2 separate regions of the Homo sapiens genome follow, and region 1 is linked to region 2. A link is an interaction called in ENCODE POLR2A ChIA-PET data of the cell type or tissue named here. Cell type or tissue: PC-9. All regions are shown on one strand. Each heading gives the region's core, and the rest is flanking DNA. Links, peaks and the distances in the headings are about the cores only.

The links. ChIA-PET counts read pairs that join two places held together with the same protein. Peaks named below come from ENCODE experiments on the same cell type or tissue, not always from the same donor. Only the 100,000 strongest peaks of a DNase experiment are listed, where the experiment ranks them.
Region 1: POLR2A ChIA-PET joins it to region 2 with 12 read pairs; 5 of 35 experiments call an interaction of 5 or more read pairs at or near these places.

Annotation. Positions count from the first base shown.
Region 1 is chr7:30,369,506-30,384,987 of GRCh38, reverse strand. It overlaps the pseudogene DKFZP586I1420. Among named protein-coding and RNA genes, the nearest start is that of LINC01176, 14 kb to the left of the region's middle. In PC-9, for the core only: no CTCF peak of the experiment used is centred there; no DNase peak of the experiment used is centred there.
Region 2 is chr7:30,284,769-30,300,250 of GRCh38, reverse strand. ZNRF2 (zinc and ring finger 2) reads right to left here. Exons shown (of 5, transcript NM_147128.4): 1 at 14,425-15,482. The coding sequence starts at 14,893. MIR550A1 (microRNA 550a-1) reads right to left here and starts at 10,457; the gene lies at 10,361-10,457. It overlaps MIR550B1 (microRNA 550b-1), which reads left to right and starts at 10,361; the gene lies at 10,361-10,457. It overlaps LOC105375218 (a long non-coding RNA gene), which reads left to right and starts at 14,166. Exons shown (of 4, transcript NR_136267.1): 1 at 14,166-14,191. RefSeq lists silencers at 14,409-14,538, 14,689-14,768, 14,849-15,238, 15,319-15,368, 15,379-15,482. In PC-9, for the core only: no CTCF peak of the experiment used is centred there; a DNase peak (open chromatin) is centred at 9,770; H3K4me3 peaks cover 3,096 bases; H3K27ac peaks cover 1,726 bases.

The DNA.
Region 1 (15,482 bases), core at 4,810-12,809, 85 kb before region 2:
CTCCCAAAGTGCTGGGATTACAGGCATCAGCCACCGCGGCCTGGCTTTATTTTTTTTTTTTTAAATAAACTACCCAGCCTCAGGTATTCCTTTATTGCAATACAAAACTGACTAAGACATATACAAATACTTATGAACTGGAATGATCTAATCTCAAGGTCAAACACCATGGAAAATTCTTACATTTCTCAGCCCAAGAACACTTTCCAATCTCAAAACATATTACAAAGATGCAGTCATCAAGACTGTATGGTACTAGCATAATAGATATAGCTCAATGGAATAAAATTAACAGTTCTGAAGTAAATCCATACATTTACAGTCAACTGATTTTCAACAACAGAGGCAAGACGACAGTTCATGAGGAAAGAATAGTTTTTTCAACAAATGGTGCTGGAACAACTGGACATCCATGTGCAAAAGATTAAAGTGGGACACCCCTCCCCCGTCCCACTTCGTACCATACATAAAAATTCACAGCAGATGTATCAGAGACCTAAATAAGAGCCAATGTTATAAAATCATTAGAAGAAAACAAAGGTGCAAATCCTAATGACCTTCGATTAGGCTATGGTTCCTAGATGACACTGAAAGCATAAGCAGCCAAATGAAAGTTAGATACATTTGACTTCATCAAAATGAGAATTTGTGCTGCAAAGGTCGCTATTAAAAAAGTAAAAAGACAACCCACACAATCAAAATATTTGCAAATCACATATATGATAAGGGTCTAGATACAACTTTGTCTAGTCCACCTTATTTTGTTGTTATTGTTCTGTTTTGTTTTGTTTTTAGAGTTTAGCAGCCTGAAGCCATGGTTTTTAGTTTCTGTCTCTAGTGATAAGCAGAAAAGAGGGATGAGGAAGGGGCTTTACTGACCCAACCAGACACAGAAACTAACAACACGACTGTATTCTCTCCCTTGGACACCCCCGGTGACTCTAGAACATATAAAGAACTCTTAAAATGCTACAGTAGAATTTTTAGATGAGCAAATTTGAATAGACATTTCTCCAAAGAGATATATAAATGGCCAATAAGCATGAAAATATGCTCAACATAGTCACTAGAATATGTAAATTAAAGCCATGAGATGCAACCTGATAGCTGTTTTATTATAGGATGGCTATAATAAAAAAGATGGACAATAACAAGTGTTGGCAAAGATGTGGAGAAACTGGAACCCTGATAATGACATTGCTGTTGGGAATGTAAAATGGTGGAGTCAAAAGTTTGGCAGTTGTCAGGAAGTTAAACACAGAGTTACCATGACCCAGCAAATCTACTCCTAGGTATATGCCCAAGGGAATTGAAAACACATTCACACCAAGACCTATACACTAATGCTCATGGTAGCATTATTCATAACAGCCAAAGAGTGAAAACAGTCCCAATTTCCATAAACAAAATGTGGTATATACAATGGAATATGATTCAACCATGAAAAAAAAAAAAAGTACGAACATGGGTTACAACATGAGGGAACCTTGAAAACATTATGCTGAATGAAAGAAATCGACACAAAAGGCCATCTGTTATATGATTCCCTTTAATAAAATGTCCAGAATTGACAGATCCATAGAGACAGAAAGTAGGTTAGTTATTTTGGGGCAAAGAGGGAAGGGGGAAATGGAGAGCGACCACTAATGAGCATAGGATTTCTTTTTAAAGTGATGTAAATGTTCTGGAATCCATGGTGATGGTGGTACAATCTTGTGAATATGCTAAAAAAACACTGAATTGTACACTTCAAAATGGTGAATTTTATGGCATATAAATATATTAAACATGTCAAAAAAAGGATAATGGCAAACTTCTTGTCTGAAGCTATACTTAAGACAAAAGAGTAGCACAACTTTAAAGTGCTGAAAGAAAACACAGCAAAAACAAAAGACAATCTAGAATTCTAGGCCTAACAAAAATTTCTTTCAAAACTGAAGGTGATTATTTCAGGATTTACTGTAATTCTACAGTAATCAAGGTAGTGTTATATTAACATAGACATATAAATTAATGGAATAGAATAGAGCTCAGCAACAGGTCTACACATAGAAGGTTATCTGATTTGCAACAAAGATGGAAAGTTTATTCAATAGGGAAAAGGTATTCATTTTACCAAATGACCTGGAACAAACCGGAGAGTGATATGGTTAAGCATGAACCTCAGCCCTTATCCTCACAATAGACAATAATTAACTCAAATTCTACCACAGATCTGAATCTAAGAGCCATAGAGAAAATCTTTTGTGACTTTGTATTAGGCAACAATTTCTTAGGACAAAAAAGGCAAGAAAACAGGAAAGAATAAACTAATACATTTGACATCAAAATTTAAAACTTTTGCTCTTTCAAAGGCACTATTAAGAAAATGGAAAGGCAAGCACAGATTGAGAATGCATTCGCAAATTACGTATCTAAGACTTGTATAAAAAACAAAGAACTCTTACAACTCATTAATAAGATATACAACTGCAACTTCAGCAAAGTCTCAGGATACAAAATCAATGTGCAAAATTCACAAGCATTCCTATACACCAATAATAGAGAGCCACATCATGAGTGAACTCCCCTTCACAATTGCTACAAAGAGAATAAAACGCCTAGGAATACAACTCACAAGGGATATGAAGGACCTCTTCAAAATAAGAGAGGGCACAAACAAATGGAAAAACATTCCATGCTCATGGATAGGAGGAATCAATATTGTGAAAATGGCCATAGAGCCCAAAGTAATTTATAGATTCAATGCTAATCTCAACAAGCTACCACTGATTTTCTTCACAGAATTGGAAAAAACTACTTTAAATTTCATACAGAACCAAAAAAGAGCCCGTATAGCCAAGACAATCCTAAGCAAAAAGAACAAAGCTGGAAGCATCACGCTACCTGACTTTAAACTATACTACAAGGCTATGGTAACCAAAACAGCATGGTACTGGTACGAAACAGATATACAGACCAATGGAACAGAATGGAGGCCTCGGAAATAATCCCACACATCTGCAACCAACTGATCTTTGACAAACCTGACAAAAACAAGCAATGGGGAAGGGATTCCCTATTTAATAAATGGTGTTGGGAAAACTGGCTAGCCATATGCAGAAAACTGAAACTGGTCCCCTTCCTTATACCTTATACAAAAATTAACTCAAGACAGATTAAAGAATTAAACATAAGACCTAAAACCATAAAACCCTAGAAGAAAACCTAGGCAATACCATTCAGGACATAGGCATGGGCAAAGACTTCATGACTAAAACACCAAAAGCAATGGCAACAAAAGCCAAAATTGACAAATGGATCTAATTAAACTAAAGGGCTTCTACATAGCAAAAGAAACTATCATCACAGTGAACAGGCACCTACAGAATGGGAGAAAATTTTTGCAATCTATCCATCTGAAAAGGGCTAATATCGAGAATCTACAAGGAACCTAAACAAATTTACAAGAAAAAAACAAGCAGCCCCATCAAAAAGTGGGCAAAGAATATGAACAGACACTTCTCAAAAGAAGACATTTATGTGGCCAGCAAACTTATGGGGAAAAAACTCATCATCGCTGGTCATTAGAGAAATGCAAATCAAAACCACAATGTTATACCATTCTCATGCCAGTTAGAATGGCGATCATTAAAAAGTCAGGAAACAACGGATGCTGGAGAGGATGTGGAGAAATAGGAACAATTTTACACTGTTGGTGGGACTGTAAATTAGTTCAACTATTGTGGAAGACAGTGTGGCGATTCCTCAAGGATCTAGAACTAGAAATACCATTTGACCCAGCAATCCCATTATTGGGTATATACCCAAAGTATTATTAAATCATTCTGCTATAAAGGCACATGCACACGTGTAGCACCATTCACAACAGCAAAGACTTGGAACCAACCCAAACGCCCATCAGTGATAGACTGGATAAAGAAAATGTGGCACATACACACCATGGAATACTATGCAGCCATAAAAAAGGATAAGTTCGTGTCCTTTGCAGGGACATGGATGAAACTGGAAACCATCATTCTCAGCAAACTAACATAGAAACAGAAAACCAAACACCACATGTTCTCATTCATAAGTGGGAGCTGAACAATGAGAACACATGGACACAGGGAGGGGAACATCACACACTGGGGCCTGTCGGGGGGTGGGGGGCTAGGGGAGACATAGCATTAGGAAAAATACCTAATGTAGATGACGGGTTGATGGGTGCAGCAAACCATCATGGCACGTGTATAACTATGTAACAAACCTGCATGTTCTCCACATGTATCCCAGAACTTAAAGCATAATTAAAAAAAAAAAAAAAAAAAAAAAAAAAAAGCATCCCAATGAGATTTCAGGAATGTCTAAGTAATGAGTTTGGCAAATTTTCTCCCAAAAAAGCAATGATAAAACTTGACAAAACTGTGAAAATACTCATTTCAGAATTCTGAGAACTCACTAATGCATGCAACAAGCTGAGAAACATTTACTCAAGAAAACCTACTGAACCTTGGTTAGAACAGTGAGAGTCTGTGGCATTATAGTCTGAGGCTGCCCCCGTCTCACTCTCCCCCAGTCCTTCAAGTTCTGTGGCACTATAGTTCTACCAGGGTGGGCAGGCTGTCAAGGTCTGCAGCCTCCCTGCTGGAGGAGGCTAAACTGATATGGAGCAGAATCTGGGAAAAATACACATGCAGGAGTGTTGTCGAAAACAATACCTAACTGGACAGCAAACAGGGAAGGCCAACATTATACCTAGATTGAGATAATGGCTGGGGCAAGCCACAGATGGGCAAAACAGCCAGGAATTTAACAGACCTAGGGAATGAGATAACAGTGAGCATGGTGTGTAAAGCTGCACACATACGACCCAGCAATTGTACTTCTAAATACTTACCCAAAACAAATGAAAACATATGTCCAAACAAAAAACTGAAGGCAAACGTTCATACAGGCATTATTCATAAAAGCCCCCAAAGTGGAGACGATACAATCCATCAACTGGCAAGTGGAGAAACAAACGTGGTATAGCTATACAATAGAATGAGTTTTTAAAAATTATTTTTGCTATTCAGCAAAAAATAAAGGAAGAATTATACATGCTAAACATGGGTGATCTTCAGAAATAATTATGTTAGGTGAAGCCAAATGCAAATGACTCTATTTTGTATCATACCATTTATATACAATATCTAGTCAATGGAGACAGAAAGCTGATTAGTGGTTGCCTAGGTCTAGAGGAGGGGAAAATTGAGGGTGATTGCTAATGAGTATAAGGTATCTTTAGGGTGATATAAATATTCCAAAACTGATTATGCTAAGGACCGTACAACTCCAAAAATATATGAAAAACCATTTAATTGTATACTTTTAGTAGGTAGATTTTTATGGTATGTAAATTAAACCTCAATAAACCTGTTAAAAATAATGGTATAAAGAACTGAACAGACCTTTCACCAAAGAAGCTACAGGAATGGCAAATGAGTATATAAAAAGATGATTAATGTCATTAGTGGTTAAGTAGATTGCAACTAAAACCACGAGATACCACTACATACCCACTATAATGGCCAAAATTAAAAAGATGGACACCAACATGTGTTGGCAATAATGTGGTAAAATTGCAACCCTCATACATTGCTGGTGGAAATGTAACATGGCACGGCTACTTTGGAAAACAGTTTGGCAGTATCTTACAAAGTTAAACAAATACTTACCACATGACTCGGCAGTTTCATCCCTAGGAATTTATTGAAGAGAAATGAAATCACATGTTCACACAAAGATTTATATTCAAACGTTCATAGTCACTTTATTCATAGGGGTAGCCCCAAACCAGAAAGAGCCCAGGTACCCACCAATAGGAGAATAACAAACCGTAGCATATTCATTTAATGGAACACTACTACTGATTCAAGCGATGTCTTGCGATGATTCAGGCAACATCATTGCATCTGTGATGTTTCTCAGACACTATGCTGAGCAAAACAAATTTACACAAATAAAGTACATACTGAATGATTTTATCTAATCCACAGTGACACAGAGCAGATCAATGAAGAGCAGATCAATGACTGCCTAGGGCTGTGGGTTGATGGGTGGGAACCCAGTATTAAGAGACTTGAATAACTTTTGAGGGGTGATGAAAATATTCTCATTTTGGTTGTGGTGATAGTCACACAGGTGCATATGTCTTGTCCAAATTAATCAGACTGTACATGCATAATGTTTTTGTTGCACGTAAATTGTAACTTAATAAAGTTGCCTTTACGGAGGTTGCAGTGAGCTAAGATCTCGCCACTGCACTCCAACCCAGGCAACAGAGCGAGACTCTGTCTCAAAAAAATATTAATTAATTAATTTAAAAAAAAAAGTTGCCTTTACAAAGCAATGAAGAGAAAGCTGATTAGGAACATAATACTGTTCTTACTGAAGAAATAGCCCTCTAAAAATGTAAACAAGTTAGGAAATCTGTGTCTGGCTGGCTCTACCTCAATCCTAGTGTTTGAAGTACTTTCACCTACTTTCTCCTTTGTTTCAGTAGCACTGACACACAGGAAGGTCTGGTACAAGGTATAAAAGTCTTACCGGATGTAGAGTCAAATAAAGGGTTTTCCAATGACCTTAATAACCTCATACCTTATAAGAACTGACACAAATACTTATTCAAGAACTAGGTTTCAAACAGCCTGTTATTTATAGATTTGTGATACTCTAAATAATTAAGCCCCATTAGGGCAGGCACTATTCATTTTCCCCATCAATGTATATGTAGTGTCTCACACAGTGTCTTTCATCTATCAAACGTTCAATACGTGCTAAATGAATGAACCAACACAACCAACCACATGTGCTAAATGAATGAATGCTAAATGAATGAATGATAGTGACTGCATTCTAGTTCAAGTAACTCCTATACACATTCTTCTTCAGGGAGATAAGACTTCTGAAGATTACCAGGTAACTGTAAGAATGAAAATCAGACTAGTTATATATTTAGGCTTCAGTAGCTTTCTAGTGATTGATATGAGTGTAGCAGAAGACTATTTTTGAACATTTTTCATTCCTAGTTTGTGTTCCTAGTTGCTTATGGCATTTTATTCAATGACTCATTGATGGTCACTGCTTCGGAAGGGAGAGAAAATGAGGACAAATCAGATATTATTTTGAATGTCAAAGTCAAGTTCTTTAAATCCAAAGGAAGAGAAGTGTCTGGAAGCCAAATGCTTTTGATTTGTCAGAGCCATTCTGGAGGTAAAAAGAGCTTTTGGGAATCTACAAATTCTTTTGTGAAAATTAAGGATCGGAGCCTGGCTGAATTAGGCATTGTCCTATAAACCAGATTTGGGGAGAATGCATAATGATGCCAGAGCAGTTTTCTCATCCAAAAAGAGTCAAGAGTTTGATCAAGCAGGAAAGAAAATTGAAAGGAATATAGCTACAGCTGAGTTACAGAGGTCTGAGACATTCTTGGCACCCTTTAACCCCTATTTTTGAGGTGTATGAGAAAACCTTTGATAGGTTGTACACTGGCTATACAACAGAATCACACTAGATTAACTCAGAATATCTGGGGTGAGGTCAAGACCTTAATATATTTAAAGAGATGCCTCTATACGTCCTTCCTACCTCCTGAGTTGACCTAATGTTAAGCCAAGTATTGAGAACCACTGGCTTACAGGGATCCCAAAGAAGACGAATGTAATGTCTATCTTCCCATGGTGTATGCCAAACTTATAGACAACCTCCCTGCCAACCCTTGCCTGCTGACTCCATTCAAGATGGCATTTGAGCACAGAATCTCTAGGCAAACTAGGGAACATCTTACTGAAGACAGTTTAGACTTGACTACTGGTGCCTCTTATGCGGGATTTTGAAGACTCAGCTTTATGAATTGAGGGTTTGGTGGACAAGTTTGACAGTTTAAGCACTGACGTGGGCAGGAAGCCAACTATTAGCTGGAAGGTCTGAAACCCATGAAAATGCCGCCATAGAACTCAACACAAGGGACAAATCTGACTACAGCTATTATTCACCAGCATCACTCACAATTCCTGATGATTATTTGGCCAAAGTGTCACAAACTGCAATTCCTAACTATATCACTGACCAGGTATTAAAAGCCCATGTGCCCTCACCAAAAACCATAATCACAATGAAAGCCAATGCTATCTATGAATGTACATGAAGATGATTCATTAGACCCTCAACCTTTTAAAGGTATTTCCAGCTCTTTCATTTAAAAATGAGGAAACTGGGACAGGCACGGTGGCCCACGCCTGTAATCCTAGCACTTTGGGAGGCCGAGGCGGGTGGATCACGAGGTCAGGAGATTGAGACCATCCTGGCTAACACAGTGAAACCCCGTCTCTACTGAAAATACAAAAAAAAAAAAAAAAAAAAAAAAAAAAAAAATTAGCCAGGCGAGGTGGCAGGCGCCTGTAGTCCCAGCTACTCGGGAGGCTGAGGCAGGAGAATGGCGTGAATCCGGGAGGCGTAGCTTGCAGTGAGCCGACATCGCGCCACTGCACTCCAGCCTGGGCGACAGAGCGAGACTCTGTCTCTAAAAAATAAATAAATAAATAAATATGAGGAAACTGCCTCAATTTTAGTAATAATTTAGGACAAGTTCTGCTCAAGTGCAGCAGTTAAATAAACTTTGAAAGAGACCCAAGAGTCTTCACAAAGTTGGAATTAGAAGGCCTTCAGAAATATTCAGGTAAGGAGAGATAGGAGTAGAAGTGTCTCCCAGAGTCATCTAGACCTGTGCTGCCAGCACAGTGGCCACTGGTCACATATGACTCTTGATAACTTAAAATGTGGCTATAGTCCTGAATAGAGATGGGCTGTAAGTGTAAAATACACACCAGATTTCAAAGAATAAATATATGCTAAAACAATAGTTTGGATATTAAATACCTTTGGCCTTTGCAACATTTGAATTCCAACAACGGATGAACTTTATATACCATTTGATGAATATCATCTATTTGGATAATATCCTTAGTATTTACAGATTTAATATTCCAAGTGTTAATGTACTACCTTGAAAGGCAGGCACACAGGCTCTGATATTAGTTATTTGATATTTTTCTGAAATATAAATTCATATTTGCTAACACTGTAGAGTCTATGTTCAGTTACCCAACTAGTTATCTTGCCATCAAATGATCAAGCCAATTAGAAAGCATTAAATCTCAAGGTGACTTTGTTGGAAAGATATTTTTTAATTACATACTCTTTAAATCTCTTAATACACATTAAATTAGAAGGTTCATAGAAAACATTACTATAAAAATAAGGCACTACATGGCAGAATTTTAAAACCCTGCTTCATAATTACAGCATCATTAAGGTACTGCAGAAAAATCATTGTTATTTTTACTCATTTTATGTGAGAAGTCAAATCTTAAACCATGTGGTAATATTTATAAAAACAGGTACTTTGGCATCTTTGAATATCTCCCTGTCGGATATTAAGTTTACAATATTTTCACAGGCCTTGCGTGGTAGGAATTCTTGGTCTAGGAAGTCTTAAGTTAACTTTAAGAGAAACTTGTGAAAACTTGGATTGGTGTTTCCATGAGTATGTTGTTATCAAATCAGGGAATCCGTGAGGAGAGTTGCCTCCTTGACCCACAAGGATATCCCAAGGTTTCTGCTGCTCTTCCAAGAAATGTAAGTGTACCAGTATTCGTTTCCTGACTTCTGCTAAACAAAAAAGATTATGATGGGGCCAGCAGCAACTCATAGCCTTCCAAGAAATCATAAATCTCTTCTGGTCCTCCTCTTACCTAGGCCAACCCAACCTATCTCAACAACAGCATCCATCAGGAGAGCAGGCTCTATCTTTCCCATATGTCTACATCTACAAGACCTTGCTTCCAACAGATTTACTTGTGTTGTGAAGATCTGAGAAGACTGGTATAACGGAGAGAGTATGGGACAAATGAACCAAAGGGAAAACCTCAAGAATGCTTCAGAGTGCATCTCAGCATTTCCTAAGTAAACCCAGGAAAGCACGGCTGCATTCCAATAAGCAGCTAGAGCTAAGCAGGGAGGTGACACGAGGAAAAGTCCAACCCAACCAACCTAGACATCGTTAAACTAGCTCAACTATCCCACTTATCACATACTTACCGACATTTGGGTAGAGACACCTCCTGCAGCCTAATAGACACTGCTATGATTTGAATGTTTGCCCCCACTGAAACTTGTGCTAAACTTGATCCCCAATGTATCAGTACGAAGAGGTAGGGCCTTTAAGTGGTGATTGGGTCATGAAGGCTATCTATGTCCCCATAAATGGATTAATCTATGCATGGATTAATGGTTATTATCAAGGGACTGGGTTAGTTACCACAAATGGGTCTGTTATAAAAGCTAGTTTGGTTCTCCCTTGTGAACTCCCTCACCAAATGATGCACTGTGCTGCCTCTGGACTCTGCAGCACTGGCAATAGAATGGACAACTAGAACTTGTCCCAGCTGGGTCAGTGCTGCTCTCTAAATCTTTAAGTTTTGTTCTTCTGTACTTGCTTTCCCTATTTTCATTGCTTTAGTTCTGCCCTTCATCATCTTGCCTGAATTAGTATAAATTTTCTAACAGGTCTCTCTGCCTCCAGTATCATACCTCTCTAATCTTAAGTATAAATGTGATTATCTTTTTCCTGTTTGAAATCCTTCAATTACAGTTTCAGACACAAATCTCTTCATGATTTATCACCTGTTTACCTCTTCAGACATAGCAACTTTTTTTTTTTGGAGACAGAGTCTCATTCTATTGCCCAGGTTAGAGTGCAGTGGCACAATCTCAGCTCACTGCAACCTCCGCCTCCTGTGCTCATGCCTCAGCCTTCCAAGTACCTGGGACTACAGGCGCACACTACCATGCCCAGCTAATTTTTCTATTTTTAGTAGAGATGGGGTTTCATCATGTTGGCCAGGCTGGTCTCAAACTCCTGGCCTCAGGTGGTGATCCACCCTGCCTCGGTCTCCCAAAGTGCTAGGATTACAGGCGTGAGCCACCGTGCCTGGCCAACTTTTTTTTTTTTTTTTTTTTTTTTTTTTTTTTTTTTGAGACAAGAGTCTCGCTCTGTTGCCAGGTTGGAGTACAGTGGCACAATCTCAGTTCACTGCAACCTCTGCCTCCTGGGTTCAAGCAATTCTCCTGCCTCGGCCTCCTGAGTAGCTGGAACTACAGGCGCGCACCACGCCCAGCTAATTTTTGTATTTTTAGTAGAGACAGGGTTTCACTGTGTCGGCCAGGATGGTCTCAATCTCTTGATCTCGTGATCCGCCCGCCTCCACCTCCCAAAGCATAGCAACTCTTTAAGAGTGTCTCGCTTTCCTCCTATGTTTGTATGTGCTAAGCTTTTTGCCTTGGGAATACTCTTCCCAAACTTTCCACTTTGTATGTTCCACATCCCCTAGAGCTATGATCTATTTGTTCTTCAATACTTAAGTTTAATCACTCTCTTGCCTAGTCTGAATAACTTTCCTTTGTACCTCTACAACACCTTGTACATATGTCTATCAGAGCTTTTATTGTTCTCTATTACATGCTTGCTTGCTTTACTCACTAAAAATTCAGTTCGTAGAGATCAGCTGTCTCATATCTACATTCTTGGTCCATACAATCTACAGAGTCAAGTAGTGCTTTATACTTGCTGATATAGTAAAGTCACTGGCTTTTAGTGAGAGTGGAAATCAGCACCCATAATGTTCTCTGTTATACCTAGGTTTCTTTAAACATTTCAGTTAAGGTCTTAGATATTACTACTACACCTCATGACTGGAGCGAATACTAAAATTATTCATAAATGGGCACAAATATGTTTACTGTTTATACTAGCCACTAACATTATTAAGTGCTTACTATGTGTCTGGTGCTTACATACATGTACTCTTCTAATTAATCCTCACACCAACCCTGATGTAGGCAGTATTATCTCCTTTTACAAACAAAGTTGGTGGGGGGGGGAGGGGTGGAGGCCTCTATCTTGCCCAGTGTCCCTAAGACTGTTTCCAGAATTCATGTTCTTACACTAGGAAACTCAATACCTTTTACATCATGAAAATTGTGCTTCAAAAGATTTTTTACTTTTTTTCAAAACACAATGAAATGTTACTAAATACAAGCTAAATGTTAAAAGTTATTGATTATACACTAGCAGATCATCCCTCCCCAAAACTTTTTTTTTTTTTTTTTTTTGCTTGTCCCACTGAGTTTTATTGTAGGGATACACACAAAGGATGTGCCCTCAATTCCATAGTTTCTTGATGGACATGTTTTTCCTCACTGTCCTTTGGCATGAGATAGGACTTTGGACTACCTCAAAGTCCTTCTGAGTGACATGGACTCGCTACTCAGGGCATACATGCCGGTTTCTGTGCACATGCCCTTCACTTCAGCCTGATGCTCCTGGCATAAGCTCAGCAATTTTTCTCAGGTTGATCCCCTGGGTCAGGTTCATTTCTGAGAATGAATCTTCAAAGTGACCAGCCAGGCCTACTCATTGCAGGTTGGGAATTCAATTTTTCTGTCAATGTGCCCTGGGCAAAGCAGTGCCGAGTCCAGGATATCAATCGTATTAGCAGCCGTGATAAACCGTGATACTCTTGGTGGCCTCAAAGCCACCCTCGAAGCATCATCTGCTGCACTTCACTGTTCCCTCCAGCATCCCCCTCCAGCTCTGAGGAGCCAAAAGAGTCAATTTCATCCATGAAGATGACAGATGAGCATTTTCTCTGCCATCACAGAAATTCCCCAATGAATTTCTGTACCAATTCAGAGCCAGAGACATGAATAAAGGTACACAGTCCCTATGATGAGCCAGAGCCCAGGCCAACAGTCTCTTCCAAGCAGCATTCCCTTGGGCTGTGCAATGCCCAGTGCTTTGAAGAGCTCGGGATGCTTAGCAGGCAGGTCGATCACTTCTTTGATCTTCTTGATCTGCCTATCCAGTCTACCAATCATTTCATAAGCTGAATCTGGTACTTTCTTCACCATCATCAGTGACACCAATGAGTCCACCTTGTTGGGTAGGATCTTGTGCAAAGTGTAGCTGTCATTTCTTAGAACCACCAAGGAACTGGGTGTCACATCACTGATGCTGATATTTTTGTCCACATCTATGACAAACTTGTCCTTGAGATGCACCTTGACCAACACTTTCTTCTTACCCATGGCCTGGACTACTTCCCTGACACAGGAGTCCTATTCCTGCAGCAGCTGTAGCTCCTCCTGTAATAGGCACACTTTAACATTTAGTTCATTCCCGTGCACCTGCCGCCTCCAGAGGTTTTGGGTCTTATCATTCAAAATCAGCTGCAAATGCACCTGGAGTTCAGAACTGTTCCTTGTGGCTTTCCCCCATCCAATTTATATTGCAGTTGACCCTGGAGTTCTTCAATCTTGGACAGATAATACTGGCAGAGTCCACTGCCTGCCTTTTCCTCCTCCAGCTCCATCTGCTGTGGTCCGTCAAGCGCCATCTTGTCTTTTCAGCAGAGAACGCTGGCATCTGCTTCCCTCCCCAAAACTTAACAGCTGTCCAATCATATTTAAATTACAATATTTACATATAGGTTTTACATCAGAAATGTCAAAGTACATCTTTTACTAACGGTTAATGTAACAAAGAAAGACTTCTTTACCCATTACTAATACAAGCATTATTACTTAATATAGAATTTTCATTAATAATCTTAAATTCAATTTTGTGGGAATGGATATACAAAAATAAAGAAGCCATAACATTAATTCATGGTATTTTTCAGCATTCAGTTATTTCTTAGTTTTATTGCAATTCATTGTCAACTTCTAGATAGAAGGGAGAATATGACAAATTTCCTTGAAAGCACTCTTCTCTTATTTTCTACTTCTAAATAGTGGGATAATTTAGCAAGATCATTTGGGAGTTTTATTTATTAAAATATGAATAATGAGTTTTTCCATTTCAGTTTAGAATATACTAATACAAGTTTTTCCTAATACGTTTTCTCTGTCTTGTGATTGATGCTTTTGATATCTTATTTAACAGGAAAATACCTAAGAGAGAAAATTAAGGTGTTACAAAAAGAGTTGTGGAAACCATGAATAAAGCAATAGAGCCACGATTTTCAATGAAACTCACATAAACAGTTATTATAAAGAAAGAAAATGTAATAGGCTAGTGTAATAAACAACAGTATCACCAGATTCCAAAATCTCTTTTGACTCTGTAAGGGTCTGCTAACTGTATTATATGCACCTAGGTACTCAAAATGCTACTAATAATCAAACCGTTTGAAATTTTGGTACCAGAATTACCAGTAACAGGATATCAGCAGAACTTAAGTTTATCAAACATAAATCATTAGTACCTACCAATTTCAATCTACTAAGTCAGAAAAGGAAGGCATGAGAATTTAGTAATAGGAGAACTTTGTCATTTCCAGTGCCAAGACTAGGGGTCCTGACAGGTACCTCACTGTACAGGTCAGAGCTAAGAAACACAATGTTGGTTCATGTACAACACTGGTTCATAGAAAACACAATTTTATCACTTAAAACTTTTCATTTATTTCTGGGATGTTTGTTTATGCCATGCTGTTCTTTGTCTCTCCATAAATGAGCAACCAAAAATCTCTCTTATTATTAGCCATTGGTCTAAAATTAATGATAGCTTAAATATCTAAAAATAAACCAAGCCCCTTCTAAGTACAGTAATGTTGCACTTTCAACCAAAACTAAGTATTAATGTATCTGGTTTCCTTCAATGCCTTTCATTTTCCACAGAGAATCAGGTGACTTTGGAGACTGTGTGTTTCACATTTAATACAGGAATTATATGATTTAAAAAGAATATTCAGTTTCCCAGTTTAAGCAAGTCATTCACAAAATATGATACTCAAAGTATTGTTTGGATAAGTTACTACCTAGAAAGATTTACCAGCTATTTTTTTAATATGAATCACTACTACAAGTATACCATGTAGCAATTTCCTCTAAAGAAAACCAAGCAATTTAATTTTAGAATGAAATGATCTGGGAAGAAAAGAAAAGTAGATAGTAAAACAGAGAATTTAGCTACTGTTATTTACAACATAGCAAAGAAAAAATCAGAAGTTACACACTTCAGAAAAAAAGGAATAGGCCAAAGACAAATGTTGGCATGCTAGAATTTTTTTTTTAAACTAAGAAAATACCTGTACAAGAACAAGGGACACTGAACAAGGGCACTTCACATTTAACCACCCATTGCCAACAGATATTGAGTTCACCTCAGGGTAAGAAAATGGTCCAAATGAACTAGAAGACTTCCAGCAAGTAACAAACTATACTCATATTTAATAAGCACCATTTACCTCTATGTAGTTTTATATAGTTCTCAGCAATGTGATTTATATGAGCGCTTCCTCTATGGAAGAATAAGATGATTTGGATATTACTATCAATGCACAGTACGGATGCCAATTAGATGGTAAATTCAATTATTCTTAAATTTTAAAACAACA
Region 2 (15,482 bases), core at 5,030-13,029:
CTTGAACCCACGAGACAGAGGTTGCAGTGAGCCAAGATTGTGCCACTGCACTCCAGCCTGACAAGAGAGTAAGACTCCGTCTCAAAAAAAAAAAAAAAAAAAGACTTGTATTCATGTTTTCCCATGAAAAAATCCTCTAAATATATGTTATGGAGAAAAAGCAGGTTTTACGGCCGGGATGGCTCACGCCTGTAATCCCTGCACTTTGGGAGGCCAAGGCGGGCACATCACGAGGTCAGGAGATCAAGACCATCCTGGCTAACACAGTGAAAACCCCGTCTCTATTAAAAATACACACAAAAAATTAGCCGGGTGTGGTGGCGGGCGCCTGTAGTCCCAGCTACTTGGGAGGCTGAGGCAGGAGAATGGCATGAACTTGGGAGGCAGAGCTCGTAGTGAGCCGAGACCATGCCACTGCACTCCAGCCTGGGCAACAGGGCGAGACTCTGTCTCCCAAAAAAAAAAAAAAAAAAAGCAGGTTTTAGAAGAACACAGTATGACCACATTCTTGCCAATAACAGCCTCCATCACAAAATCACATACAAAATGAAACTACTTTTTTCTATGTACTTAAAAGTATGTAAATGAATTAAAACAGAAGTATACGTATAAAAAATAACAGTTACATCTGGGAAGACAATGGGATCAGCAAAGGAAGACTGGAAGTGACTGTCATTTTATCTAACCTGATTTTTTGGGGTTGATTCCTATTTCTTTTGCAATTAAAAAAAGAGAACTTCCAATTAAAGAGGACTAATTGAACATGTTCATACCAGAGGACTGAAAGTGACTTTCACTTTTTTTGCATCATCTGATTTTTTTTTTTTTTTTGAGACATAGTTTCGCCCTTGTTGCCCAGGCTGGAGTGCCATGGCGCGATTTCAACTCACTGCAACCTCCGCCTCCCGGGTTCAAGCAATTCTCCTGCCTCAGCCTCCCGAGTCGCTGGGATTACAGGCATGCGTCACTACGCTCGGCTAATTTTTGTAGAGACAGTGTTTCACCATGTTAGTCCGGCTGGTCTCGAACTCCTGACCTCAGGTGATCCACCTGCCTCAGACTCCCAAAGTGCTGGGATTACAGGCGTGAGCCACCACGCCCAGGGGCATCATCCAAATTTTTATAGGAGTGAATTATTATTTCTTCTGCAATTAAAAAAAAACTAAGTAAAGATAACTAGTTGTACACATTCATTAGTTTCTGCTCAGTCCAAACATCCTACTAAAATGATAAAAATGTAATTTTTAAAGGGAATACACCTATAAAAAATCAAGAAGATGAAATAAAAAGCAGTACCTTTAGACTCTGGAAAGAAAATTAAAGAATAATAATTTTCACTGCAGAACTAGGAAAGCAGAGAAGCAAACTGATTTACAGCAGGCACAAGAACTGGCAAGCACAAGATATCCCTGGAAGCAGGGGTGAAGGCAGGCCTAAAAGAGAAAGATTCATCGCCAGTCTGCGTAAGGAGCTGTGAGATCTCCTAGTTGTCCTCCCTGACTTGCAGCAGCTAAGCAACCCCAACCCTGGCACTCTACTACAAGCTTGTTATTAGGAAAGGGAAAAGTTTCTAGACTTGCAGACAACAGGAATAGCTGAAGGCAGAGGTCCTGTATTGATACTAAATATTGAGATTAAATGAAAGTATCATTTTGAGTATTAAGACTCTCAATCTTCTTCTCACTCTGCTCCTAGATCACTAGCATAAACGATTGTGTATTCCAGGCAAGAAAAGCCATTTCTGGAAAATATGACCAGCCCAAGAGAAAAGACAGTAATATCCCTAAGAAAATGGCCCAGACAGAGGACACTACATGCACAGAGAGCTTCCAATTTGCTTTTTAGTGCCCCCCACTTTAAAAGTATCAGGAGTTAGCCAAAGATCACCAAACATTTAAAGAAAATATCTAACAAAAGAATGAAGCCAAACAAACAGAAAAAGCAAGTGGGAAGAAACCGAGTCATCAGGAAAGGGAACAAAGCATACACATACATATATATACATACACATACATATATACACAAACAGATGCACATGTAAATTCGTATCAGTAATATTCTTAGAAAAAGGTATTGTACCCACAAAACAAAAATGGAATATATGAAAAAAAACTATTTTTAAAGACCTCAGAAATTTTAAAAACATTAAAAATTAAGTTAAAAATTAAAATTACAGAAACAAATAAAAATTGACAAAAGAGTTATAAGATCACGTTTTTAAAAGTCCCTATGGTGGCATGCACCTGTGGTCCCAACTACTCAAGAGGCTGAGGCAGGAGGATCACTTGAGCCCAGGAGTTCAAGGCTGCAGTAAGCTAGGATCACACGACTACACTCCAACCTAGGTGACAGAGCCTCGAGACCTTGTCTTTAAATAAATAAATAAATCCCTCAAGAGAAAAAAAGAACAAAAACCAAAGACATACAAAAATTGAAGAGAAAAAAGAAAAAGCAAAGGATTACTCTAGGTGTACAACATCTAAGTCATCAAAGAAAAAAATGGCAAAAAAAAAAAATCACAGAAAGCAGCTGACTCAAAGAGCCTACCAAATATGCTGCACAATGAATGAAAACAGTTCCCTCCCAAGACATGTAATAATGAAATTTTCATACAAAGGATCAAAAACCATAATGACATCTATGTGCTCAACAGCAACACTAGAAGCCAGAAGGCAACAAGGCAACACATTTTAAATTCTCAGGGAAAATAACTTCAACCTAGAATTCTATATCAAGTCAAAGTACTAATCAAAAATGAGGGCAGAAATAAAATATTTTCAGGAATGGAAGCCTCAAAAAAATTTTACCTTACACATATTCTTTCTCAGTAGGAACTATGAAATTGTATCGGCTAAAAACAATGGAGAACATCAAGAAAGAAGACACATAAATTCAAGGAACCAGGAAACTGAACATAAGAGAGAGGCAGGCAAATACAATCTCCAAGATGATGAAAAAAGACAGATCTCATAGGATAATCAATTCGGAACAGGGTAGGTCAGAGGGTCTCAAAAGAGACTTTAACAAGAAAATGAAATTCAGGCAATACTCATCATATGAATAATCTGAGAGGAGATTTATACAAATGAGGGAGGGTTGTAAAACTAAACAATTTTTAAACTAACAAATTTTTAAAAGACAAAAGAGAAAACACAAAATTGTACAGGAAAAGAAAAGCAGCCAAGTGTGAAAAGGACTCTGAATTATTAAAAGCTAATTAGATTCTGTACACTTCACAACTAAAATACAGAATAACTCACACTTAAAATACTACAAGTGGTTGATCTAACTTCTAAGTCTCATCTCCAGATAACAGCTAAAGAAATTATCTACTCTACCACCGACTTCTTATGACATAGGCTCAAAAGAGACAGTGCTTATGAAGTAACTTTCCTAACACATACATTACTATATGAAAGTAACTATATTAGTTCAACATTTATAAAGACACTTAAAGTGGCCAATAATAATATTAAATATTCTTAATTTTAGTTATTTTGTTTTAAAGAAACTAATGGCAATCCTCCAAAGAACTCTGCGTACGGTAAGGTGGTAGGAAGAGTGGACAAAAGGAGTTATTAAGGAACTGAGATTTCAAGGTGACCAGATATGCTGTTTTTGAAGAAGTGCTATGATAGACAGGAAATCTGGAGAATTACAAATCAAGACTTCAGGGCTCTCAGACTGAAGGGTGTTGAAGCACCAGCAAAGCAGTGAATTGCTTTAGTAAATGCCAAGTCATCCAGGTTGCCTGAGATGTAGTAAATCATGTAACTAAAATAATCTAAGTTTTTCAGCCTCTGCCCTGAAGCAGCAGCACACACTTAATGAAAACACTGACCTACCTTATCAACCATCCTTCCAACCATCTCCAACCGCCCACAAAACACGCTCACATTGATAACACTTTGTAACACATTCAAATGATTATAAAAGAGCTATAAGCACAGTATAATTTTACTTCTAAGGCAATTTTATAACTGCCTCCATTTGTACAATCTATATTATACCTATTTGGTTCAAAAATTAATTTACCTATATTTACATTATACAAATAAAAACATAACCTACCACTTCTTTCTAGAGCAATACATTTCTATATATAATTTAAACATGACAATAATTTTGATAATAATCTTACCTTAAAACATAATAATGTAGTTATCAAATACATTTTGGGAAACATTCAATATTTACAAAGTTTTTACCATGTGTTTGGCATAGTAAATGTGCTGAAAAACTCAATTCAAATGTTCAGGGGAGAATTTTGTAAATATAAGGAAGACACATTATAAAAATAATGAAAACTGGATTGTTTTTGCAAAATCTGAGCAGTTGGGAAGAGAAAGGAATACGGTATCAGAGTAAAGCACATGGTCTTTCTGAGGAGGGTGAGACTGGAAGTGCGGCATAAATCTTGGATGTTTCAATTTTTTCATTCATTGAAGAGGTTCATTCAATAGTTAAAAGTACGGAGATATGAAGTATGTGGACTACTTTAACCCTCACAATACTACAAAAGCAGGTTTTTGTTTTGTTTTGAGACAGAGTCTCATTCCATCACCCAGGCTGGAGTGCAGTGGTGCAATCCTGGCTCACTGCAACTTCAGCCTCCTGGGTTCAAGCGATCCTCCTGCTTCAGCCTCTGGAGTAGCTGGGACTACAGGCACGCACCACCACACCTGGCTAATTTTTGTATTTTTGGTAGAACCTGGGTTTCACCATGTTGCCCAGGCTGGCCTCGAACTCCCGAGCTCAAGCGATCGCCCCCGTCCGTCTCCCAGAGTTCTGGGGGTTACAGGTGCAAGCCACTGTACCTGGCCTGATTCTAGAGATGAGAAAACGGAGGTACAGAGGAACTAAGCAACTTGCTTAAGGTCAGCCCAAGAAACATGACTTGAAGACTTAAACTCTTCCCCATAATAACAGAATACAGCCTGGACATAAAGTGCATCCCATCTCTGCTTTTGTAATTTATGGACAGATGCGGAACTCAAACTGAGCTAATCTGAGTCCTTTCTGCTGGAGGTAGAGAAAGGTACTCCCTTCAGGCCTGAAAGATCGCATGTAGTTGGAAGTACAGAGAGTCTCAAGGCCCCAGCTTAAAGAAGGCCCATACTGCCTGGGGGCAGTGGCTGACACCTGCAATCACACACACACACACACACACACACACACACACACACACACACACACACACTCTCTCTCTCTCTCTCTCTCTCTCTCTCTCTCTCTCCTTCCCTCCCTCTCTCTCTCTGTCCCCCTCCCTCTCTCTCTAAATTTCAGCTCCAGGGGCATTGGGTCCTGCCTTTGTTCCTTCAATTCTCTAAGTTACCCTAGGATCCTTTTCAATAATTTGAAACAATATACAGTTTTTCCACTTAATGCTATTTTGAGTTATGCTTCTATCCTTTACAACTGAAAGGCTTAAGATTCTCTGACCATGGTGCAATACTTTTTTTTTCTGAGATGGAGTCTTGCTCTGTCACCCAGGCTGGAGTACAGTGGTGTGATCTCGGCTCACTGCAACCTTCACCTCCCAGGTTCAAGCAATTCTCCTGCCTCAGCACCCCCTAGTAAGCTGGGATTACGGGCACCTGCCACCATGCCCGGCTGATTTTTGTATTTTTAGTAGAGATGGGGTTTCACCATGTTGTCCAGGCTGGTCTCGAACTCCTGACCTCAGATGATCCACCCACCTGGGCCTCCCAAAGTGCTAGGATTACAGGCATGAGCCACAGTGCCCAGCCACGGTGCAATATTTCTAAATTAACACTAGAAGTAACGAAAGGGTACTAGTAAGGACCACCACAATAAAGCCACACTTTAAAATAACTTCCAAGTAAAAGAAAATATCGAAATGCAGTTAACATGATTATTCCCCGATAGAACTGATTTTAAAAGAAACAAAAATGTGTACTCAATGATAATGAAAATGGTAAGTATCCAAAGCTTTGGGAAGTGACTATATGTAACAAGAAGTAAACACAGCCTTAAACGCTTTTATCATTAAAAAATAATAAATAAAAAATAAAAGAAGCTAAGAGAAAGAACAAAATTAACTTTACAAAATGAGAACGAACAGAATAGAGGTAACAGTAGAAAAAATTAAAAACCAACAAAAATAGCAAAATGTGTTGTTCAAACTGAGCACTGGCTCTCTGAAACATATTACACATAATCCTGCCTGGGCAATATAGCGAGACCCTGTTCTCCACAAAAAGGAAAGAAAAAAAAGACAATAAAAATAAAAATAAATAACCCATTATGTATGCATGGCTTCATTCTTCTTTTTTTCCTCAGCTCACATATAAATAGGTAAATTAAAGAACTATTACAGACTAATCACAATTCAAGCAAAAATTAGGATATTCCACATGGTCGGAACTTATGAAATTCAAATGACTGAATACATCTATAATTTTCTGACACACTAATATTTTCGTCGCTAAAAAAAGAGCCCTGAATGAAATAATGACTCTGATAGGTGACATTACTCGAAATATATCCACCAATCTGCACTTATAAATATCAAAAACCTCACAAGTTTTTATGGGTTAAAAAATTTTACGTAGTCCCAAAGATTATACCTTGCTAGAAGCTGTTTCCATCTCTAATGAGCAATTTGGCAATAAAGATCCAATGCCTTGAACAAAAGTGTATCTTTGTTTCTGGCAATCCCATGTCGCTGATAAATTTCTAAGAACTGGCCGGGCACTCAGGCCTGTAATCCCAGCACTTTGGGAGGCTGAGGTGGGCGAATCACTTGAGGCCAAGAGCTCAAGACTAGCCTGGCCAACATGGCAAAACCCAGTCTCTACTAAAAATACAAAAATTAGTGAGGCATGGTGGTGCACACCTGTAATCCCAGCTACTTGGGAGGCTGGGGCACAAGAATCACTTGAACCTGGGAGGCAGAGGTTGCAGTGAGCCAAGATCGCACTACTGCACTGTAGCCTGGGTGACAGAGCAAGACTCCATCCCAAAAAAAAAAAAAAAAAATGTAAAAATTTGCTTACCAGGGTGTTCATGGCAACAGTATTTTATTACATCTGTACCAAACAAACAAAATGCTCAACCATAAGGAACAACGAAATAAATCCTTGACTCTTCATTTTCTCTCATACCTCCACATCTAATCCAGGTGGCTCTATCTTCAAAACACGGGATATGCAGAATCTGGCCACTGCTTAGCACCTCCAGCACTGCCACCCAGTCCAAGCCACTGTTATCTTTCATCTGGATTTTTGCCTCCTTGCTGACTCTTGCCACCTCACACAATAGCCAGAGTAATCCTTTAAAACCCAAGTCAGATTATGTCAATCCTCTGCACAAAAATACTCCCCATCCCTCTTTAAAACAAAAGCCGCAAACCACAGGTCAGTGGTTATGAGGCAGTTTATGATTCTGTCCCAACCTCATGCCACCCCACTATGCTCTCATCTTCTACAGCCCTCTGCACTCCAGCTGTAAGTAAACCTACATATCAGGTACACTCATGCCTCAGGGCCTTTATAGTTACTGCTCCCTGTGCCTGAATATGTTTTTACCCCAGAGATCCTCATGACTTGCTCCTTCACTTTCTGCTTGAATTGTCACCTTGTCAGTGAGGTCATCCTTAAAACCCGATTTAAAATAGCAACTATAGATAGGCCTCCACCCCAGAATCTCTATCAGCCTTTGCACTCCATTTTTTTTCCATTACACTCAATGCCCTAACACACTATGTATTTTACTTGTCTGTTTACTATCTCTCCCAAATAGAATAATAAGGCCCCTAAAAGCAGGGATTTTTATCTTATTTCTTCACTGCTGTACCCCCAGAATAGTGTCCGGAAAAGCGCGTCCTCATTAAATATTTGAGTGATTTTTGGAATACTGGGTAATAATTAAAAATCATGTTATAAAAAATTTTAATGTGATGTTAGAAACTGGTGGAAATGGAAACAGCATGTTATCAAAGAATATGTAACCCATGGATCAAGAAGAAATCATATGGGAAATTAAAATACATTTTTCACTGAATGTTAACAAGAACACTTCAACATCAGTGGGATTCAGGTAAAGCAATTCTTGGAGGAAAATGTGTAGCTTTAAAACTTTGTATTAGAACATCAGAAAGGTTAAAATCAAAACAATATAAAAATGAATGTTCCAAATTTTGTGTCTAAAACAAATACATATATAAAAGACATTAACAGTTATTTCTGGTGGTAAAATTACAAGCAATTTGCGATTTTTATACCTGCTTTTCCGTATGTTAGTTTTTCTCTAGTGAACAGGTATTATTTTTATAATTAAAAAAAAACCCAGGTTTTTAAAAAACTTCCTTTCCCTCTGGTTGAATTCTAACTGCTGGCCTCTTCCTCTCCCTGTCTCTTAAAATACTTGCTCCTCTGGATTCCATCCTTGTCCTTCGTCAATCTATATTCATCCCTTAGTAATCTTATCCACTTTCTGGATTCATTTATAACTTGCAAATTGATTTCTCAGTTTTTTGTAATATCCTGAATTAGAGACTCATGTTTCCAACCACTTAAAGTATACTTCTATCCAGATGAAAATCCTGTAGCCACTCAAATTTAACAGGCCTGAAAGGAACTCATTATCATTTCCTAAAACTTGTTCTTTTCATCTTTAATACTGGTTAAAGACATCACTATGTACCCAGGTCAATTCTATCAGTTCTAGCTTAGAAATCTCAATCAAATCTAACTTTTCTTCTCCCTCACCAATGCCATGTTTTCAACATAGGCATCTTCTATCAGTTATATTTTAAAAGAATCCTAACTTATTCTCCTGCTATCACACTCTCCTCCTTAAGAACTGAATCCTGATCAGGGTTGCTGCATACAGCCTGAAGTCTGCACCACTAGAGAAGGTTGCCATCCATGTAAACTACGAGTGTTAATTGTGCCCAATGGCCTAATCATGATACTCCCCCTGCTTTCAAACTTCATTAGATAAAACAAACCTACAGCACTATAAAATCTTTCAACTGGCTCCACTTTCTATTTTTCTAGCTTCAGGTTCTCATCATTCCTCTATGCACCCTACAATCCAGACATATTTAACTTTTCAGTATGCCCTATCAAAACCCACACTTTTGTGGATTTTTCTTTAGTCTGTACTGCCCTCTCTCCGTACAACTTCTAAATCCTTCAAACTACAGTTCAAACGTACCCTCCTCTGTGAAGCATTTTTTGACCAGCCTAGACAAAGATACTTCACTAAGTGTTTTGTTAACAGTTCTATTACAGAATTTGTTGCATTGTATAATGATCACATATATCCATCTCTCAAATTCAATGGAGAGTTGAGCAGTGCATAAAGAAGCTCCATATTTGTACCCTCAGTATCTATAATGTCCAGCCCCTAAAAGGGGTTAAGTTCATGTTTATTAATGCTATACTTAACCATATGCATTAGTACAACTTTTTAAAAGTAAATTAAAATGAGTTTAAAAAAGAAGTTACATGTTCAGCTGTCAATCTATCTATAATCCATGTGGCAGAAAGAACTGATGTGACTATTCTTGATTCCTACACTTCCTGGTGTTTAAACCTTTGTATAATTCCCTCCCCTTGCACGTGAACTGGACCTATGACTTGCTTCTAATGAATGAAATACAGCAAAGGCAATGGGTTGTATGTGATTACATGTACACGATTATGTAAGAACATAGCACCAGTTCACCTTTCCTTTGCTTACTTTGAAGAAGCAAGCTGCTCTGAACCTAACAGACACAAGGAAATAAATTCAGCCAATAACCCAAGGAAGTCTGTGGGCAGACCTTTCCCCAGTTGAGTCACTAGATAACAACCCTGCCCTGACCTACACTTTGACTGCAGTCTTAAAGAGGACACAGCTAAGTTGTGCCCAGCCTCTTGACCCACAGAAATTGCAAGGCAATAAACGTGTTGCTTAGAACCACTAAATTTGCAGTCATTTGTGAATAAGCAGCTTAGAAAACGAATAAAATCAGAACCTAAGGTATTTCTGAACCCTTTGTTCACAAAAAGGCCTATGTTTTGTCCAATTTCTTAACAAATAAATGTCATGTACATGCAAAATTAAAACACAGACTAACATTTCAAATAACAGTTCTTAAGAATATTCACATAAAACTTAGGAAGTAATTTGCTACATAAAGCAGTTCCTACACTCTCTTTTAACACATTTGCCAATATACCCAATTATACATAATACTACATGTAATAAGTTTAATATTAGGGCAATTCTCCTTAAAACCCAAATAATAATAAATAGTTTAAAAGTTGATATCTCATTAATGATATTTGGTAATCAGAAGAACTTAGTTACTGGTCACCAGGCAAAGCGATCAAATTGGAGGAGAGCAAGAGACTTGTTGGAGATGTGCCTGAGGGAGTAAGACACTATCTTACAACAACAGGGCTCTTACTCCCTCAGGCACTGCACCAGCCAGCAAAGCATCAAAATACCAGGTTCTTAGGTCACGCTGCTCTCAGATCAGGTGATGCCCTGTGCAACTCACCAATCCTCCCCACCTTGCAGTCAAGAATAATTCCAAAAAATTCCCAAAGCAGAAACTTCCATGACACAGGCCACACTTACACACAGCAAAACATGTAACACGAAGGTATGAAATTACAAGTGAGGAACAATAACCACCAAAATTCTTATTACTTCAGGAGTGGCAGGGGTTGTGGTTAGAAGGCTCATTTTTCTTAGAAAGAGGCAAACATTCCTCTTCGGCCACTCCCCATAAAAGCCTTCAATGGCACAAAATAACATTCAGGAATAGGAAATAGATTAATTACAATATCCCAAATTCAAACATTTTGGCACTTGATATTGGTAAGAAGTGATAACTGAGACCGATTCCATAATGGTTAATTGATGAAGATAACCTAACACCATAAAACTTCACATCTGCCTTAAAAATTAAGAGAAATCTTCCTAGAAATACAGGTCTTATTCAACATATTCAGTTTTAAGAGATAACCCACACTCCTTCAATATAAGAAAACATGTTTCACAAGTAGCAAGGCACCTGAGTTACAATCAGACTACTGAAATACTCATGAGCAAGCCACACCCAAAAAAGCTCAAGAAAATCAGGAGGCCAAAAGCAACCCAGCACCACTGGTTGTCTTAGATTAAGTCATTTTACATTTTCACTTCTGGACTCAAGGATACATTATAGAAGTCCACACGATTTCTCTGGAAATAATCTCCATGTATTGGTATATTTCTATAGCCCAATTCATCTACCCCATCCTTGCTGCATCATTAAAGGCTATTTGACCACTCATATTATGCTCTTATGAACAACAGCTACTTGACAGTGGAAAAAAAAACGTAGACGTAAATTAAAGCCAAACAAACCCTAAAATACCATCAACATTTTTAAATATTAGGAAATACCCTTAAGACCTGTTTTAAAACAAAGGTGATGGACGACACTAGCAGTAGTCAAGAAAGCGTCTGTTCACTTTAACACTCCTCAGTCTGAAAAGAATAATAAGGACAAGATTTACTTCACCTAAAAACTCCTATATAAATATAATCACATTCTGATGTCTGGCAACTCAATTCTAGGAAATTTCTACACACTGAAATATCTGGATTAGGCATTTTTCTTCCAGTTCTCTAGAGAGAATAAGAGTGTATATAGCCAAAACAGATGTCCAAATGACATCAAAACATAAAACCAACACAGAAAACTTCCTCGTTCAATGTGGCAATTCATTATGAGAGAACTACTAACAATTCCACTTGCTAGACTCTTAAGTGTTAAAAATAAAAGGGGGGGACTGTTTTTCATTTTCTATAAATTACATGAGAGCTCACAAGAGAATAATTTTGAATCTTATTAGTACCACATTTTCTTATTAGGAGACGTTAATAATATAAACAACAATTAAAACAACAGTTTTACAAAAAACAATACGAACTTTCCACTAATTCTGAAATAATCCTTTTATCAATTTTCAGATGCAGTTATTTGTATATAACCATTTATACAATTTGTAACTGAATAAACACAATAATGTTATAATAGATACTAAAAAGTTAAGTAAATGTGAACTAGTCAAGTCTTTTTTAATTATAAGATTCTTCATTTAGCTCCCTAAATCTCAAGATGATGAGAAACATGCTTCTATTGTTTTCCTAATAACCCGTCCACTAAAATATAGGTAAAAATCTCAGTAAGGCAATGCCACTAAGATGGGTTTTTACGTAAATGTATTCCATCTCCCTGCCTCAACAGAGATTTCAGGATGTGGCACTTTCATCTGATCCTGTCATATAATAAGAACAGGTAATTTCTCTGATGTCTTTCCAGCAATTCTCAACTGAGGTTCCTCATCTGAATCACCAAACACAGGAAATTATTTCAGTGACTTTTCTCAATTGTTCCAAGAATGATACATAACTAAAACCGTTCTAAATGCACTGGAGCTAAAAGTTAAAATTCATTGCACACTACGGCACAATTGTCTCCAGAAAGCCGGGTGAGAAAGGCTGCTGTAAGTTCCTCAGAAAGTGTCACTGTACTACTAGGCCCCAGTCACCCAACCCCAACAGCACTAAAAGAACTATAATGAGTGCACAAATCTAGAACTTAGATAAGAAAAAAGATAAATGCTTTATCTCCAACTTTAAGCAACTAGGTATTTTTACTTACTAGGAATAGCATGGGGCTCAACTGTCTCTTGCTCTGAATAGAATGCATTTACTTAACAAAATAAACCCACAGAACTATAATGTTTCTCAAAGGGAATTATCAGCTCTTAGAAAATGAATTTTTAGAAATCAGCATATTAAATAAATATTAACTATTAACTTGACAAGGCTTTTCCTATTCACCCTTCTTTAGCAAACTTAAATATTCATCTTCTAATAATTGCTAAATGCAAATTTTCACTTTAAAAAGATAATGATAAACATTAAAAACCAGTTTGCCCTTCATTCTCGCACTAATCACCAATTCTCAGAAACTGCCTTTTATATTCTTCAGTGCGGACTACAGCAACTTCAACTGTTAGGTTAGTTGTGATCAAATCACTTTAAGGACACCAGTAGAGTTCTTTTACTCAAAATCAAAAGCAAATGACTTTTAAAAATAGCCCAATTTTAAGAGGGATGAATATTTTTAAGAAGCAAAAATTACTTTAAAACAAGGTAGCTAATTAAAAGTCAAGCGTCGTTCCAATTGAATTTGCAAAGCGTTACTAAAAAAATGGGAAAAATGAAACATGACATTCCTGTTTTTAATTTATGCTGGCGTGTGTGCTGATAGTACAGAACATGAGAACGGATAAATTACTACGTATTCCACTTTACTAAGTCTCCAAAGTTCCTACGTTTACAAATATATAAGTAAAAGCGGCACAAAAATGTAGGGGATCGTGTTTTCGCTGCTCATCTGTGCTCAGTTGCTAATTTTTCTAATACCAGATACATAATGCGATGAAATGGGAATGCTTATCTTCTATACTTCTATTTATTTTCATAAAGGGGAGAGGGGAGGTGGTCTTGATTCATTTACTATTAGCGTTTTGCAATAAAGTAGATCAGCATAAAACATAACTGAAGAAGTAGGATTCATTTTCCCCAGGACAACGCACACTTCCTCCTGTTTCTGTAGTAAAGTACATCACTTTGCTATTAAAAATGTCCATTTTTCACAACTGACTTTTCCTTAACTCTAGTCAACACTGCTCTTCAAAAGAACCTAGCCAATTATTGTACCTTGAAGACAGATGTGCAAAATTTTTACTTCCTTAAGAAACTTTTCCATTTTTTAAATGCTTTCCAAATTAAGCAGGACTCACATTAACTGTGATCTTAAGTAGCAGTTTAGTGAGGTTTAAAAACAAACTTTTCATTAACGCATTCATCCAATTAAAATGACATAGTAACTGGGACTACTGACACAGATTTCAGGATTACAGCTTTATACTAAAAGTCGGTCCAAACATGGTAACTCAGTGTTCATTTGAGACGCTTTGACTTTTGGCCTTTAAAAACTGTTCCCCACTCGAGTCCCCAGATAGAACTACATTTAGCAACTGGTCTCCTCCTGACTTCCTGGTACTAAAAACCACAACCACAAGGGCTGTTTCGTCGGTTTGTTGTAAAACAACATTTGCTCCAGTCATCTCACTGGAAAATAGACTTTCTCTACTGGGCAGCCGCTGAGGTGAGGGTGCTCAGGATGTTTAAAAACAAAACCACGCGTCTATGCGGTAGCGGCACCGCCGGTGTTAAGCGCCGGGTTTCTTCCAGGATGGAGACCGACGCGGGCTGGTCCGGGAGGCAGCCCCCGGCGCCCCGGCAGAAGGAGAAAAGGAGAAGGGTAAAAATAGCCGGCGGCCACGGCCCACGTGCAGCCGCGGGAGGACCGAGCGCGGGTGCGCGGAGAGGGGTCCGTACCTCCAAACATGTGCGGCGAGAGGTGAGCTGGTAAGGAGCCGATCACCAGGCGCGGCCCGCCGGGGCTCCCGCCCACCGGCCGGTCCCGGCCGCCGCCGCCGTCCTCAGGGCTGCTGTGCACCGAGTCCTGCGAGCCGTACGGGCCGCTGCTGCTGTTCGGGATGCTGAAGGGGGACTGCGCCGCGCGGGCCCCCGACGCCACGCTCCCCACGGCCCCGCCGAGGGAGCGGCTGCGCGGGGCCGCCGGGGCTGCCGGGGCCGCCGCGGCCGCCGCGGCGCCGCCGGAGGCGCTGGGCTGGTGCGCGCTGGGCACCTGAGCCGGGAACCTCCCCGCGGCGGCGGCCCGAGCGCCCCCGCCGCCGCCCGCGGTCCCATTGGCGCCTCCGCTGCTACTGGAAGGTAGATCCGAGCCCGAGTACGCGCGCGTGCGGCCGTTAGCGGCGGCCGGGCCGCTCTGTTTGGCGCCCATGTCCGCCCTGCCCCGGGCCGGGCCCGCGCGCTGCGCCCCGAGAGCCGGGAGGGCGGGAGCGAGCGCGGGAGCTAGAGGGCAGGGCCCAGGCGCCGCGGCCGGCCCAGAGAGGCCCCCGCACGTCCAGGGCCGCCGCCCGGCGTCCAGAGGGGCAGTCGGCGCCCGGCGCGCTCTTCTTGGGGCGGCGGGCGAGGCCGACGGCCTGACGCGGGCGCGGGAGACGAGGAGACGCGGAGAGGAAGGGGTCCCGGCTGCAGGCACCCCTCGCTGGCTCCAGCAGGAAGGGGCGGCTCAAGTGGCCGTGCGGCTGCCGCTGGTTTCGGTTCTGGTGCGCCACGACGGGCCGCTACCGCTCTCTGCTGCCGCGCTCGGCGCCCCCGATCTCGGCACCGCCTCCTCTCGGGCGGCCGCTGCTACCGCCGCCATCCTCCGGCTCCCACGGCGGCTGGCGGCTGAGTGGGAGGCGCCCGCCCAGACTCCGCCGGGGCCACCTTCCCTCCTCCCCCAGCCACCCAGCTGTTATTAACGGAGAAAGAGGAAAAACGGGTGGCGCGCGAGGGGAGAACGAAAAATGGGAGGGAGAGGTGGC